Regions from separate parts of the Homo sapiens genome. Here region 1 is linked to region 2. The links are chromatin loops, found by intact Hi-C in ENCODE. Cell type or tissue: B cell. All regions are shown on one strand.

Region 1 (8,000 bases), 1.6 Mb after region 2:
ATTCCATGTTAAAAATATTTTAAAGTAGTCAACATGTATAGTCAATTTATTTATTTACTTATTCATTTCACACTTTATTATTTGGTTTTTTTTTTTACACTTTAAAATTTATGCAAGATTTTACACTCCTAGGAACACAAAATCCCCAAATTTAGTCGCCATATCAATGCTTACAAATTCCTGGCAGGAAAGACTTCTTCGGATCTGGAAGTTCTTGCTTGGGTTTTACTACTCTTATACCCTTAAAAGAAAATCCAACAAAAATCTACAGGAGGGGCCAGGTGCAGTGGCTCATGCCTATAATTTCAACACTTTGGGAGGCTGAGCTGGGAGGATGGCTTGAGCCCAGGAGTTTGAAACCAGCCTGGGAAACATAGCAAGACCCATCTCTACAAACATTAAAAAAAAACAAAAACTCTGCAGGAGAGCCTACTAGATCCTGCATATAAAGGACAATAATGGCAAGCATTAGGAGAACAAGTCTACTCTCAGTGGTGGAAACAGTGTGGCCACAGAATGTCTGAATGTCCTAAGTGAGCCAAATGGAATATCTGCTTGCCCCTACAGTGAGAATATCAGACAGACTGTACACACGTGGAGCTAATTTACATTTCTCTATCAAGAGTTAAAACCAAGAAAATGAGACAGATCAGTGCATCCAGGGACTCCTGGGGTTCCTTGGTCTTGTCTAGTAACCCGATCTAAGATGAAAGAAGAGTAGAGGAATCTTAGATATATAATTTTATAACTTGCTTTGCAGATTATAAAACTGTCAGAGTTTAAATACTGTAAACACAAATACAAATCTATATTGTTGAATTATGTTTATGTATTAACAAGAAAACAACATTAAAAAGTATTCTAAATAACTAACACATATGCCTTCAATAGTGACCCAAATTATCAAGCTCTGCAGCCCTAGTTGTCTGCTGGATTTGTCCCGTGATCAATTTCGAGTGAGGGCTGCCTCAGGGGAAATTCTGTGATCAAAAGGCTCTGGGTCACCTGAAGGATGAGCCTTGGGGTCCGTGCTTTTAAGACAGATAAATGCTGTATTTCTCATGGAGAGTCAGAAATCAGAAGATAGAATTTTCCAAACTGGAAGAGGGAGTATTTCAGTCTGTTTTCTGATGTTTATAACAATATCTGAAACTGAGTAATTTATAAGGATGAATTTATTTCTTACAGTTATGGAGGCTGGGAGGTCCAAGGTGGGCAGGTGTATCTGGTGAGGGCCTTCTTGTTGGTGGGGACTCTCTGTGGCACCCTGAGGCAGCACAGGGCATCACATAGCAAGCAGAGTGAGCATGCTAAGTGCTAACTTAGGTCTCTCTTCCACTTCTTATAAAACCACCAGTTCCTCTCTCATGATAACTCATTAATCCATTAACCCATTAATCCATAATTTATTCATACAGCCAGAGTCCTCATGATCTAATCACCTCTTAAAAGTTCCACCCCTCAATACTGCCACATTAGGCATAAAATTTCAACATGAATTTCGGAGGGGGCATTCAAACCATAACAGAGGGATGTGGAATGCATGTCGGTAGTGTAAATTAACCCAAATAACCAACATAAAGTGAGGGGTTAAGGGGGAGAAACCCACATCCACCCCACAAACATAAGATCTGCAATCACAAGGGGGCCATTCAGCAACCTTCAGAAACTTAATAATATCCCCATAAATGAGGGTGCAGAGTAGGTAAAGCACTGTCATCTCCTCCAGAAATCATTTCTGATCACCTCTACCAGTCTGGGTTAAACACCCCTCTTCTGCATTCCCATATCAACCTGGGCTTCCCACCACCTTGCACATCACAAAGTGAATTTTAACTGTCTGCCTACTTGTCTGTCTGCCCTACTAGACTGAAAGTGCCCAAGCAATAGGATTTGTTTCTTCATTGCTGTATCCCTGGCATCTAGCACAGAAGCTGGCATATAATAGGCACTCAATAAATGTTTGATGAATGAATGAATGAATGAATGAATGGACAAATTCTCGAGTCCCACTCATCAGGCATCACTAGGGGAGGCAGCCACATGGAGCTTATCTAGAGAGCTCCAAGCTCTGGACAAATGAAACTCTCAAATCCTATCAGAGCTCACAGTCGCAGCAACCATTGTCTTGCACCATGCTTGTAGAGAGGAAGAGACCAAGGACCAAATGATCATTGTCATCACGTAGGAGGCTTCTTTAACTCTGCCAGCGCCCAGCAGTTAACAGTTCAGAGCCTAACACAATACTCAGCACAACGTCATAGGTACTCAATGAATATTCATTGAAAGAATGAATGAATCAGTCACTTTAGCACTTCCTTTCCCTTCCAAGGTAATCCTTTGAAAAATTAATGGAACTTCTTAACTACTTCTTGCATGAAACTTCAGACCTCACTCAAGGACGGGGAAGCATTTCAGTTCTGATTAGAGGTCTGACACCAAGGCACACTAATGCCATGTCAATGGGTCTGACATGTGCGACTTAGAAGATTTTGCAAGCTGGCATGAATCATGATCACTTCTTTGCATGAGAGCAGGGATTGTTCCACCCCCAACACACTCCACCACCACATGCCACCATCACCCCAATCCTGTCTCTACTCCAGTGGCTCTCAACCTTGGCCACACATTAGCATCACCTGAAAAGTTTTATAAAATCTTTGGACCATGCCCTGGAACAATTAAAACAGAATTTCTGGAGGTAGGACCCAGGCATTTTTTAAAGCTCCCTAGGTGATTCCAAAGAGCAGCCAAGCTTGGGAAGTACTGCTGTCTTGACAGTCAATCAAACTGCCTCTTCAGTTCACAGTTGGCTGAGCCCTCTCCGCCCTTGCACATGGTTTGGCTGCTGGCTGGGTCCGTCCATCTGTTTGGCGGTGGCAGCAGTCACTGCTGCTTCTGTTTTCTCATCGTTCTTATCTCTGCATATTCATATGCAATATTTTTACCCTAATTTAGAGGATTGGAATAAGACTTTTGTAAGATTTTAGAACTCATGGCAGCACAACAAATGCACCTACATTTCCTTATAAGTGCACATGTGTTCGTGTGTATATATAGATGTCGTCTACCCAGAGTTTCACTTTGCTTTAGTTATTTCTTCATGCTCAGAAAATTGTATGAGCAGACTTCAGTTTCAAGAGGAGGTACTAGTTTAGGTTTGTGATGAATCTTTTACACCCTCTAGTGGTACTGCTGGGGCATATCAGTTTTGTGCAATGGGTTTATTAGACTCCTAGTCTCTTCATAACCAACAGCATCAAAGGAGACTAACCTTAGAGGTCTTTTGCTCTTTGCTGCTGTATTAATCCCAGTGATGCAATCTACCCTCATGAAGAAAAGAAGCAGATGAGTATGTAACTTATTCCTCAGCCTTTTGCTGGTCCTCCAAAGGGCTCGTCATAGGTACTTAATGAATATTCATGAAAGAAAGGATGAATCAGTCACTTCAGCACTCCCTTTCTCTTCTAAGGTAATCCTTTGAAAAATTAGTAGAACTTCTTAACTACTTCTTGCATGAAACTTTAGACCTCTCTCAAAGAAGGAGAGACATAGTAAAAACAGGACATTCACTTAGCAAAAGTGTATTGAACACTTACTATGTGCCAGGCACATGTGAGTAAAAACAATCATATCATATCAAAGTGTCTTTTTCATTGTTGTTATTTTGTGTTAAAGTATGAAGATCTTAATGTTAAGACAATAGAGGAACCTTATGATTAAGAGCTCAAAGCTGGAGCCAAACTGGTTCACGTCCTAATTCCACAATTACTGGATGTTTAACATCAGGCAAGTTACTTAACCTCTCTGTGCCTCAGTTTCTTTATCTGCAAAACAGGGATGGCAATAGTACCCTTATCATAGGATTATACTATAAAGTGCTATCTAATATTATCATTTTAATCATTAAATGTATCTTAAAGGTCCTAATTTAACTCTAGAATGATTTGCCCAGAAATTCCTTTCTAGTAGGAAATACACAAGTCATATCAAACTTCTTTTGTAAGCATGTAAGAGGCCACCAAGGTCTTCTGCTTCTTCCCCAGGCCAGTTCATGGGCTTTCATTTATTCTTGGCTTCAGGGCATTTTCTCTTAGCTCTTCTTATCTAAACCAGGGGTCAGCAAACTATAGCCAGGGGATCAAAATCTAACCCAAGGGGCTTGTTTTTATAAATAAAGTTTTATTGAAATGTAGTTACACTCATTCATTTATTTATTGTCCTATGGCTGCTCGCATGCTACAGTGGCTGACTTGAGTAGTTTCAGCAAAGACCATACAACCCACAAAGCATAAGATATTTACTACCTGGCCCTTTATAGAAGAAGCTTTCTGGCCCTTGTCTAGACTCTGAGTCGCTCTGGGCTTGCTCCCAGCTGTGTTTAGAGAGTAAGACACAGAAGGTCTGGGCTAGCCTATGTGAGAACTAAGCATGAAACCAGGTTTCACTCTTCTACCTGCCAACAAGGACTCCCCTACTCCTCTGGTCTCCCCTCCACCCCCTCATCCTGTAGTTAAAGCCCTTAGTATATGAAATGCAAGTCTTAGAAAAAAAATTGAAGAATTGAAAGACCTTTTGAATTCGTAGTTGATACCTACTTTGGGACATTTTCCTCAATTTTCAGCACCCACATATTTTTTCCTGGTGTCTAGAATTATTGAACTCTGAGCTTCCTTGCTCCCTGCAAGTAACAAGATAATGGCCTACTCTCTCCTCTTATCAAAGGCTAATTGGGTAGCTTTTTGCTCATGATATACGTTGGGAATATATTACATATATTTGCTGGAAAATATACCCTGTAAAGCAAAACTAACAGACTCCAATGAGACTGATGTATATATCCTACAAATGAGGTAAAGTAAGCAGACAGCCCCTAAAATTTGTGATAAAAGGGAAAACATTACAATTACTGGAGGTAGGTAACCCATATTAGCCATGGACTGATTCCCAGAAGGGACCTTATGAGAGAATGCAGGTGGCCAGGTTGAAAGGCAGATGTTTTCCAAGTATGGGATCCCCTCTGGAAAGACAAGGACAGAGATGAATAAATGACTAATGTGGCCTTGGATTCATTTGTGTGAGAATGTCAGAGCATACAAGGCAGAGTAGGAGGTCAGATCCATAGACAGCCTAAACATTCTCCTTAATGTTTACAAGGTTGCCTGCCTGGGATTCACTCTGTGTTGCAGCACTGTGAGTGGAATGGTAAAAATGTGAGCCTTGGCATCTGCAGTAACCTTGTTCTTACTAGTTCTGTGACCTTGAACAGGTAACTCAACCTCCTGAGCTTTACTTGACCCAAATGTCAAAGGTGGAAAATTCTTAGAGTTTTAAGTTGACAGAATGCAGGTAAAGTACTTAGCACTGCACCAGCCATCCAGCCAAGCACAACTCTTGGAGACCCACTCAACATTAAGTTGAAGAGAGCAAGATCTATGTCTTGTTCACCTTTGTATCCCCGCCATCCAGCTCTGTGTCCAGCAGATGGATAGTGGGTGCCCAGGTTAAGTTCATTGCATCATAGAGACAGAGGCAGTTCCAGGCATTCCAATGATGACCAGAGAAATAAGAAAATGCTGCAGGGGGCAAGGAGGACAATACTAAATACTCAGAGATGCTTTCTCAAACTTAGCTTGGACACAAATTTTCCTCTCTCTACCTTCTATTTTGATCATGAAAATCGTGTACTGTCCTGAAAGAAGTGAGAGGGGATTGGGTGGAAAGAGGGAGGCTGAGATAATTGAATAATGTAAACATGTCAAGTTATGTGACCCCACTGACCTGGCATCTTCATTCACAGAGTATGATGGCTAAAACAGGAGCCCCAGAGAGCATCCCTCACACCTGGTCCTGCTTAGAGCAAGACAGGCACACGTGATTTTTGGAAGCACTGATAGCAATCTCCTAGGAATGAAAAACTGAGGTTGTATTCTTTTTAGACTCTAGCCACATGTTTTCCACTGTTTTCTTGATGGTCTTATAATACTGTAAATTTCATTCAACCAATATAATTCCATCCCAACAGGCTCTTCCCTCTCTTTTCCCTGGACAGTTTTGTTTTGCTATTAGGTCTTTCTTTACTTTTGCTGCTTATCATGTTGTAGTATTACATATTTCTTGACTTCCACTGTTCTTGCCTTTCTCCTTATTTCCTCAAAATGATATGTTGTTGCTTGCAATGCTGTTGCTTTGTGTGATCCTAATTACGTTAGCAATCTAAGGAAAAAGAAAATTATGTTTTCATGATTTTCAGTAGCAGTTCTATTTAAATGACTTTTCTGAACCCCACATGGTCCTAACTATTGAATGAGTGAACATTTCTTTTACTTTAGAAAGTTTTTTTATTCATGGAGGAAACTCAGAGGCTTATGCTCTTTCTGAAATGTGCCTGAAGAACTTCAATCTATTCTAAGGCATTCTTTTTAGAAGATCTGTACAAGAGTCTGCCTTGTCACAGAACACAAACATCTTTGAACTATGGAATAGCAAATCCTCATTTATTTCTTCAGCTAGCATTTAATGAACCCCCTAATACTTGCCAGGGATTATGCAGATGCTGAAGTAAAGAGCACAGTTCCTGGCATGAATAAATTCCAGTGGGTGAGACACACTGCCACAGATTTAGCTACCTCACAGTGCATTTGAAAGCACAGAGAAAGACCATCTACCCCAGTGAGGGTGGTTAGGAAAGATTTCCTAGAGCACTTGGTGCTTGAGCTGAATCTGGAACAATTAGCATTTTAGGTAGAGTGCAAAGAGACAGAATCCTGATGAATGAGCACTTTGGTGACAGGAAAATCCAGATGGGCTGGAGAGCAGGCAGCATGCAGAGGAATGACTAGAGATGAGTATTTGGAGAGAGAAGGGGGGAATTCTCACCATTCACTACCCTCTTCCTTCTAGAGTTGCCCGAAGTCTCCACAGTAGAGCTTCTAAACAAATAAACCTCCCATGTTCATTAAACTCTGGGCCAAGTTTTGGGATATGAAGAGTAGAAGACATAATCCCTGCATTCAAGGTTCTCACACAGTCTGGTGGAGGAAGCTAGAATATGAGTAAATAATTACAGTGTGGTGTGTTAGGTACTAAGCTAGAGGTTAACAGAGAAGTGATTAACTGTTTTGTTGGAATCATAAAAATTTCTATGAAAGAAGTGAGCTTTTTTTGAGACAAGGTCCCACTCTGTTACCCAGGCTGGAGTGCAGTGGCAAGACTGTCAAGGCTCACTGTAGCCTCGACCTCCTGGGCTTAAGTGATCCTCCCACCTCAGCCTCCCAAGTAGCTGGGAGCATAGGCATGTGCCATCATGCATGGTTAATTTTTTATTCTTTGTAGAGACAGGGGTCTCACTATGTTGCCCAGGCTGGTCTCAAACTCCTAGGCTCAAGCAATCCTCCCTCCTCAGCCCCCCAAAGTGCTGTGATTACATGTGTAAGCCACCACACCTGGCCAAAAGAAGTGACTTTAAAACAGAGTTTTGAAAACACAGCAGGATTTCAGGAAAAAGAAATAGCAAATGGAAGTAATTGAAGTATATAATTGATTGGCTAGGGTTTTTGTGGACCTACACATACTTTATTGTTGCTGGAACCTAAAGTTCCAAGGACGAAGTGGAAGGTGATGAGGCAAGAGAGATAGAGGCCAGTTTATAAACAGCCATATAGGATGTGCTTCTAGGAGTTTGATGTTTATCCTATAGGCCAGGGAAAACCAGTGAAGGACTTTAGGAGGGAGGTAATATGCCCTTACTTGCATTTTGAAAGGTTTGTTCTTTCTAAGCCTATAGCAGTGGAGATGCAAATGAGGGGACAGCTTTGAGAGCTATTAGGACATGCCTAGTCTTCTTTTAACGAAAGTATAATGACAGGGTCATCATTCTTTATATAAATCATTGATTTCAAAAATATCTATGGGCCAAGTGCAGTGGTTCATGCCTGTAATCCCAGCCCTTTGGAAGGCCAAGGCAGATGGATCACTTGAGCTCAGGAGTTTGAGACCAG
Region 2 (8,000 bases):
TGCAAAAAAAAAATTGCAGCATAAAACACTATGTTTGGCCAATTCGCCCAGTGTTTATTCCTAATATTTTAGGAATGATTGCCTGACCCAGAATAATGCAGCTTTGTTACTGAACACCAAAGTGTAGAAGCATCCACTCTGGTAATGACATCAATCATCCCTGAAACATTTCTTAGATTTGGCAATTCAAATGTCCATTCTCTAGCATAGAGTACTTTATACAAAGTAAGCATGTGACACATACCTGACCAAAATTCACTCTTGGACTTTAACCTAGGAAACAATGAATTACTTAGGTCTTTGATCTAAAGGCCTCAGTTATTCAAATCACCATAATTGCAGCTGTCAGGACTCTATTCACAACTGACAGAATAAAACTCAAACTGACTTAGGGCATTTATTGTCTTATGTTTCTGAAAACTTTAGATATCTGCAGCCAGAGGCCAGATCCAAGGCACCAAATAATGTCATCTAGAATCCGTTTTTAAATCTTTTGATTCTGTTTTCCTGTGTTTCCCTCTTTATCACACTGGTTCCTCCCATGCACTGGCAAAAATAGTGACTAGCAGATTCAGGCTCACTTCCTAGCAACTCGGCAACCCCAACCAAAAGAGACCTTTTTTTTCCCAAAAATTCCAGCAAAATATATCAGATCACATTCATTAGACAGATTTGTTTTATTTGTCCATCTTGAACTAATCATCATGGTCAGAGGATGAAGAGCTGATTAGCTGGGCCTGTGTCACATTCCCACCATCTCAATATCTTGGAGGAGCTGGAGGGCCTGGGGAGGGATGAATGTTTGGACTAGGTCAAACCCACACAAACAACAGGTTGAGAGTGGGAGAGCCTGGTTTGCCAATGGAAAATGACTACCACAAAAATCTAACCTTATTATCCCTAGTGTGACTCATCCTTTTTATTTTCAAGATGTCTTTGGACATCTTTCCTTAAAAGAACCATATTTGATTAGTTAAATAACTCTCAAGATGTTCCAGAGCTTCATTGCACAAATAACTGATTTACAAATTTCTGTATTTTACACATGCACAAATCAGTACTGTTTGCATGAATCCCATCAGTTAAGGATTAATTTCTACTCTTCATATATTTTACATCCTTGAGAAGAAAACTTAGCAAGCCACACAGCTGTGTGTAACCAGATCAAGTATTCTATTGAATGAATGCAATCTAGTTATTGTTCCTTTCATATACGTAATAGATTCCTTTACTCATCTTAGCTGATTGAAAAATAAGAGGCTGTGTTAGTCTGGACCCAATCAGGAGAGAGTAACCATGCAGTAAGTTGAACACGGAAAGTTTCATATAAAGAATTATTAACTAGAACGGGGATTAGAATACAAGGGGTTGGGCAATAAGAACTGGAAAGAATCGGAAAGAATATATGAATAACAGTGTTAAGGAGAGACACTGCTCTCGGTCTGAGAGAGCTCAGGTTGGAGCGCGCCCTCAGGCTGAGAGAGCTCAGGTGCTAGATCCAGACTTGGTTGGGAAGGATCACTTCCCTGGCTCACTGGCTGACAGAGGAGTTGCTGTGGTGTCCTGTGGGCAGAACTTGTTGGCAATCCTCCCTCGAGAGAGCCGGGAAAGCTGTTCATGGGGAGCTAGTTCACAGGAGGAGCTCCATAACAAACCATATAAAGGGACAGTGGGCGAGGAAGCTGAGTGCGCTGACTACCATACCCTGCAGGAACTGAACGCAGGAGATGCCGCACATGCCACAGGAGTTGGAAGCGCTCTGCTACAAATTCACTGCGTGGGAGGGGAGGGTTGCTGGAAAGAGCTACTGGCTGCTGAGTGCTACTGACTACTGTAGACTGCAGAAACTGGACATTGGTGATGCTGTGAGTACCATAAGCACCCAGTGCTGGAACCTGCTGAGTGAGTACCCTGGAACCAGAAAGCAAAATTCTTTTCCTCCTGCAGTGTCTCTCTAGCACCTTCCACTCACAAAGCTTCACGGCCAGCTGATATATATATTGAAAGGGCCCAGATCCGTTTTTATAGCCGAAAAACCGGGTGAATTTGGACCTGAGAGGCAATAAATAAATAATCAGGCCGGGCGCGGTGGCTCACGCCTGTAATCCCAGCACTTCGGGAGGCCGAGGCGGGTGGATCATGAGGTCAGGAGATCGAGACCATCCTGGCTAACAAGGTGAAACCCCGTCTCTACTAAAAAAAAATACAAAAAATTAGCCGGGCGCGGTGGCGGGCGCCTGTAGTCCCAGCTACTCGGGAGGCTGAGGCAGGAGAATGGAGTGAACCCGGGAAGCGGAGCTTGCAGTGAGCCGAGATTGCGCCACTGCAGTCCGCAGTCCGGCCTGGGCGACAGAGCGAGACTCCGTCTCAAAATAAATAAATAAATAAATAAATAAATAAATAATCAGCACAGAGGCATTGAAAAGCCGTATTTTGACACTGGTGCTGTAATACTATCTAAACTGTGCATATCTTTTATTTTCCTTATTTTCTTAAGTTTCTTTTCTTATGAAGATAGTGAGAATAAACGTATAATTCCATTCCTCAGGCAGTGAGTGCATCGATGATTCTAAACATCATTTGGCCAGCTGTGGAGGAAGAATTCGTGAGAAGCCGTCTGAGTAGCTTTCAGAAGCAAGCATGAAGTTCCAGACAATTTTAATTTTATATAGTAGTTTTCTTAACAACCCATGGGACGTTATTTATACTTTAAATTTAGAGAAACTGATTTTCAGAAGGTTTTAATAACCTTTACCATATATTCAACTCAGCTTATGGTAGGGCTAATTATTAGTATATATTAAATTTGGGGACATAAAAACAATGGTTCTTAAACTTCCAAAAATGTTATTTTCATTTTCAAGTATAATATACAAGCATATTTTAACTGCACAACTTGATGAATTTTCAAAAACTGAACCCACTTGTGTGACTAGTACACAGTTTCATAAATGATTAAGGTGCTAGAAGCTCTTTTCAGAATCCAAAGAAAGTTGAAGCCTCTTGTTCTAAAATAGACACTAACACAAAACAATTAGCTTGAAATTTCAAAATTTCCACAGAATAGCAGGAAAGAATGCCTGTGTTTATTTAATAATAAAAACAAAGTAGATTTTCCCTATGAGAATACAACAGCCTAACTCATTTGGTTTTAGTTTCTTAGTTCAAAGAACAGGAACAAATGCTAATACGGTACTAACCTCATTGATTTTTGAAATCACTAAATAATTTATGTTGAGTTTTACATTTTAATTGGTAATACATATTAAATAATAAATTGGTACTAATTATATTGCCTTGATTAAAAAGTAATGGATTTTGTTGCCGTTTTTCATAAAAAATATATTAATATATTTTTAGATGAATACAAATTTTTCTCAGAAGATAGTTGGGAAATTATCTTCATTTTTCTAAACTAGATTTTTGGCTCTTTTTCAACTTCAACTTACAGTTTATTAATCATATACACTTTGGAAGAAATTAATCACAGGTAGCAACTGTAACCGTCTATAGATTAAATATATAAGAATTTAGGATTATATTCTAAATTCTTCAATATTTGGACCCAATCGGACATTTTCAATTCAAGAAAGCACAGTGTATTAATCATAAACACATTATTGACTGGGAATTATTACTTTGGCCACCAGATGGAGCCAGTATTGTTTCAGAAATGCAATGAATCCTGATATTTTTCACATTTTCCCACTCTAACCCAAACTAAAAGTTTTAAATTTGCTTCTAAATTTTGTCAGGAATTACAGAGCTACTATTATTAATAAAATATATTATTATTATTAAAAGCTATTATCACTATTATCTATAAACAAACACCTAAATTTCCTAAGTGTAAAATGAAGGAACTGTTTTCGGTACCTATTAGATCTCTTCCTAATTTAGAATTCTCTAATACATGCTGAGAATATTTTTGTAGTACCATTTAAATTCCATTATGCTACCTTGATGGCATTCTTTGATATTTTATTATTCACAATCATGGAAGTCATTACCGATATTATAAATGAGAACTTAAAGCATGCATTAGGTAATAAGATGGGGAGAAACAGAGGTGGAATAGAAAAGATTCTTACTGGTATTTATTATGAAAGTCCACTGAATATCTAAACAAAGTTCAAAATGTAGAGCCACCTGGTCCAAGAGAATGTAAATTTGTGTGTCTATCGTCCCAGTCTGAGGCCTCTGCAAGTTCTGCATAACCCAATGTCAATTCTCATCAGAAAGATCTAGGGAGGTAACACTGAAATGTTAAAGTTATTTGCGAAAGTTGGAATGTTTAAACATTATCCTCTGTTCAAATTGGATTTTTAAAAATTTGATACTCATGAGAACTTATGATATATTGAAGAAAACACATGTTCATATATGCATAAATGCATGTATGTATCTCTCTCTCTAATGTTGGTTTCTGCTGTTCCTTTGTTTTCTTTTCCCACGTTTGGTGCATAATAAATACCTATCTTCCAAGAAGTTGATTCATATATGTATATTCTTAATATTTCAACCTCACTCTTTTTGTAGCATACTCTAATGAAATCATCGCTGATACCATGTTTGAACATGAAGTTGCTGGTGAAAGGGAAAATTTGAGCTGAGAGAAGAAATAACCTCACAGTAACAGAAAAGAGTTAATACAAAATGAGGCCATGGCAGCATTTTAGGAAGATTGTGTACACGTTGGTGGCCAGGTCGTGACAGAGCTCAGCAACCTTTCAAAGCCAGTAACTCAGGGGAGTGGAATTCACACAATTAGACTAAGCATGTAGTGTGAGAAATGATTTGACAATATGTGAAAGGCAAGAACAGGATGCTGTAATTGATTTCACCTATAAGAGGGCAGAAGGGAAGTTGTAGGTGAACAATAAGAGAAGTTGAGCTTTTGATGTTATATAAACTTAATGGGCATAGTTCAGAAATGGCATGTGGTCTCTAGGTTACTGTCAATTACAATCTAAAAATAAGGAATGGTTGCTGTTGCTAGGACTGTACCTAAATAGAATTGTGCTATGATTAGGCTAATGAAATATAAAATCTGTTTTGGGGACTCATTCTCTAAACGTGAAATTGGGGGGTGTGAGAAAGGATGAAAAGGAACAAGGAAGTCAAGCTAATGGCTAAGAATATAGACTCAGAGGTGATATTGTGAGTTCTAATTCCTGTGCTGCCACTTTCAAGCTGGGTGAATTCAGCTTTCTACATCTATGTTTTCTTATCTGGAAAAATGGAATAAAAGTGATATTATTGCAAGCAGTTGTTAAGATTAATTGAGATTATATGTAACAATAGTCCTCAATTTGTGATATATGCTTGGTAATGTAATGATAATGGTAGTGAATAGTATTAATATCTCCAGACTATTTTTTTCCAGGAGATACTTGGATGGCACTGAGCAGCAAAGAACACCTCAGAGGAGGCAGTTTATCCTATTTACTTACTGGAGGAAATAGCAAATGGCTAAGATTTGCCAAAGGACTAAGTGCCCCTTACTATGGCAGGAAAAAGTATTCCATTCAGGTAATGAAGTCCCCTGGGGAAATACTAAGAGGAGAAGAGCTGCTACCATCCAAGATATACATTTTCTAAGTGGCTTGCCTGTGGGCCCACTTTCCTGTTTAGTAGCGGGGATCCTTCAGAAATGTTGCTCAAGGACTAGGAAGATTGGACAAATGTCCCACCTACTGCATCTCTCTAAATCTTTATAGCTTGGGAAAGTGTCTAATTCTTAACAGAGCATTTCACTGATAAGGAAATTTTACTTACAAAGGAAAAAGAAAGATGCAAATATAATTATCTACCAGAAATACAGTTCTGCTAAAAGTAGAATTTCTGAAAATTCTTGATTCGTCATGAGGACCTTTGATTGCTCAGAAGGTAGAAGGAGCAATGAAAATATTAGAAACTTCAGAGTTTGCACAGGTAATGTGCTATGGATAGCAAACAAGTCGATGGCAAAGAATGGGTCAGGGAGGAGTTTTGGCACCTGTGGGACCCCAATTATTCCAGTCATGAAGGAGAAAATGTGAGCCTGATTCTTACAGAAGCCCCATAACTACAGTGGGATACAAGCTAATGGAAAATGACTTATCAGGGGTTTATAAATATGGGGTATGTCCATTGGTTTGGAGTCTTGGTCTTTAAAAAAACCTAAGGAGCAACAATTTATCATGTCATATTGGAAAAACCAAAGTAAACTTATGAACTTTAAAAGGAATATTCTCTCCAGGTCTATATGAAAAGTGGCCAAGAGGAGCAGTGGTGTATTTGCCCACCGCTGACATGGGAATCCACATAGCTATGTGCACAGATTTGGTCTCTTATATTGTCTTCACAGAGAAATGCCAGCGTTCCTAGGGAAGTAGCCGATTCCATACCTTAGGCAATGGAAAATTCAAAATAAGCAAAGACCATCTTACTATTGCTGGAAAGCAAGAAATCTTTTCAAGGATGTTGGGGGTAGTGCTAAAAAAACAAAAGCGCAGCTTAATGAAGCTCCTTTTGATGAAGTTGTGACAATCCGATTTGAGTTAATGGAAATAAGTATTTTTTAATTCTTGAAAATTTAAGAGATGTCTATTATAAGGGGCACAGTAATTCGAAGAGAAAAGAAAATCTGTTTTAATGTTTATTTTTGTTTTAAGTTCTGGGGTACATGTGCAAGATGTGCAGGTTTGTTACATAGGTAAACATGTGCCATGGTGGTTCACTGCACCTATCAAGCCATCACCTAGGTATTAAGCCCAGCATGGATTAGCTATTTTTCCTAATGCTCTCCTATCCCCCATGCCACCGCCTGACAGGTCCCAGTGTGTGTTGCTCCCCTCCCTGTGTCCATGTGATCTCATTGTTCAGCTCCCACCTATAAGTGAGAAGAAATAAAAATTTAATGGTATTTGTTGTATTGTCTTTAATTAGTAGAGAATATTTATATATGAATATCTTGATTTATTATTAAATTTATATTTATATAGATATGCATTTCTTTTATTCTGTGTAATTAGGAAGTGAGTGAGTCAAATATATATGAGAAATGTAGTAACTGGAACAAGAATTTTTGGTACTACTGAGTACATTGAACAACCAGATACAACAAGGTCCCACATTCAGAAGTGCTGGTTCACGCAATAATCAAGTAGGAAGAAATCAACACTAGGGGTACTAAGATTGCGAATTAACTAACAAGAGATATAGGAATAAACAACTGAGCAAGCCCTGTGACTTATTTTCTATGAGATGAAACCTCAATGGTGCCTCTAATAATATGCCATAACAAAACATATGTGAGTTTCTGATAATGTTAGCAGTTGAGGTCTACACAAAATGATGAGATGAGTTATAAAACACTGGCCATGCAAGATTGAAAAGGAAATGCAGAAGAGAACGTAAGATGCTAGGTTGCAAAAATCCTAGGTGAAAAAAATGAAGTTAAAAAGCCTTAGTGAGCTAAAATATAAGATTTAACTATAAAAAGCAAAACAAACAATTCAGAGAGATGACTAGAGCTCACATGTGACTCATTTTGGCAGAAGTAGGCAGATTCTTTGCCCAGCCAAAAAGCAATTGGTTGGTTACCCAAATCCTAGAACCTCAACAAATCTGAGATGTTAATTGGATGAGGAGGAAGCAGGTTCAGTTTCAAAAACATGCTATAATACAAGAAGGCATAAAAACAAAAATGAGAAAAATATAAAATAATGAAGAAATACTGAGAAAAAATAAACTCAGAGTCCAGCTTTTTACAAAATAGGTGTAAGTGTAGCAATACATTTTATACTCACTGGATTTGTACACATTTTATCTCTTGTTTTTGGAGTTTAAAAATATTCAAAAGAATTAGTCATAGTAGAATTATAATTATTGTTTAAATAATGGAAGTGACTTTAATTAAGTAAAGCTTTAATCAATGTTTAACTGTTTAAGGAAATTTAATTTTCATAGTTTTGGAAATGTATAAGTTTAATAAATTGGACATTAAATAAAATAAA

What was found. A loop is a pair of places that touch in the nucleus more often than their neighbours do. Peaks named below come from ENCODE experiments on the same cell type or tissue, not always from the same donor. Only the 100,000 strongest peaks of a DNase experiment are listed, where the experiment ranks them.
Region 1: it touches region 2 in a loop (26-fold over the local background); 7 of 110 quality-filtered maps call a loop at or near these places.

The regions. Positions count from the first base shown.
Region 1 is chr6:73,178,031-73,186,030 of GRCh38, forward strand. The region is part of intron 11 of KCNQ5 (potassium voltage-gated channel subfamily Q member 5); the gene reads left to right. Among named protein-coding and RNA genes, the nearest start is that of KCNQ5-AS1, 39 kb to the left of the region's middle. In B cell, CTCF peaks have their summits at 3,179 (motif pointing left) and 3,378; a DNase peak (open chromatin) is centred at 3,171; H3K4me3 peaks cover 471 bases.
Region 2 is chr6:71,530,386-71,538,385 of GRCh38, forward strand. No RefSeq gene overlaps it. Among named protein-coding and RNA genes, the nearest start is that of LINC01626, 110 kb to the left of the region's middle. In B cell, CTCF peaks have their summits at 3,670 (motif pointing right) and 3,872; no DNase peak of the experiment used is centred here.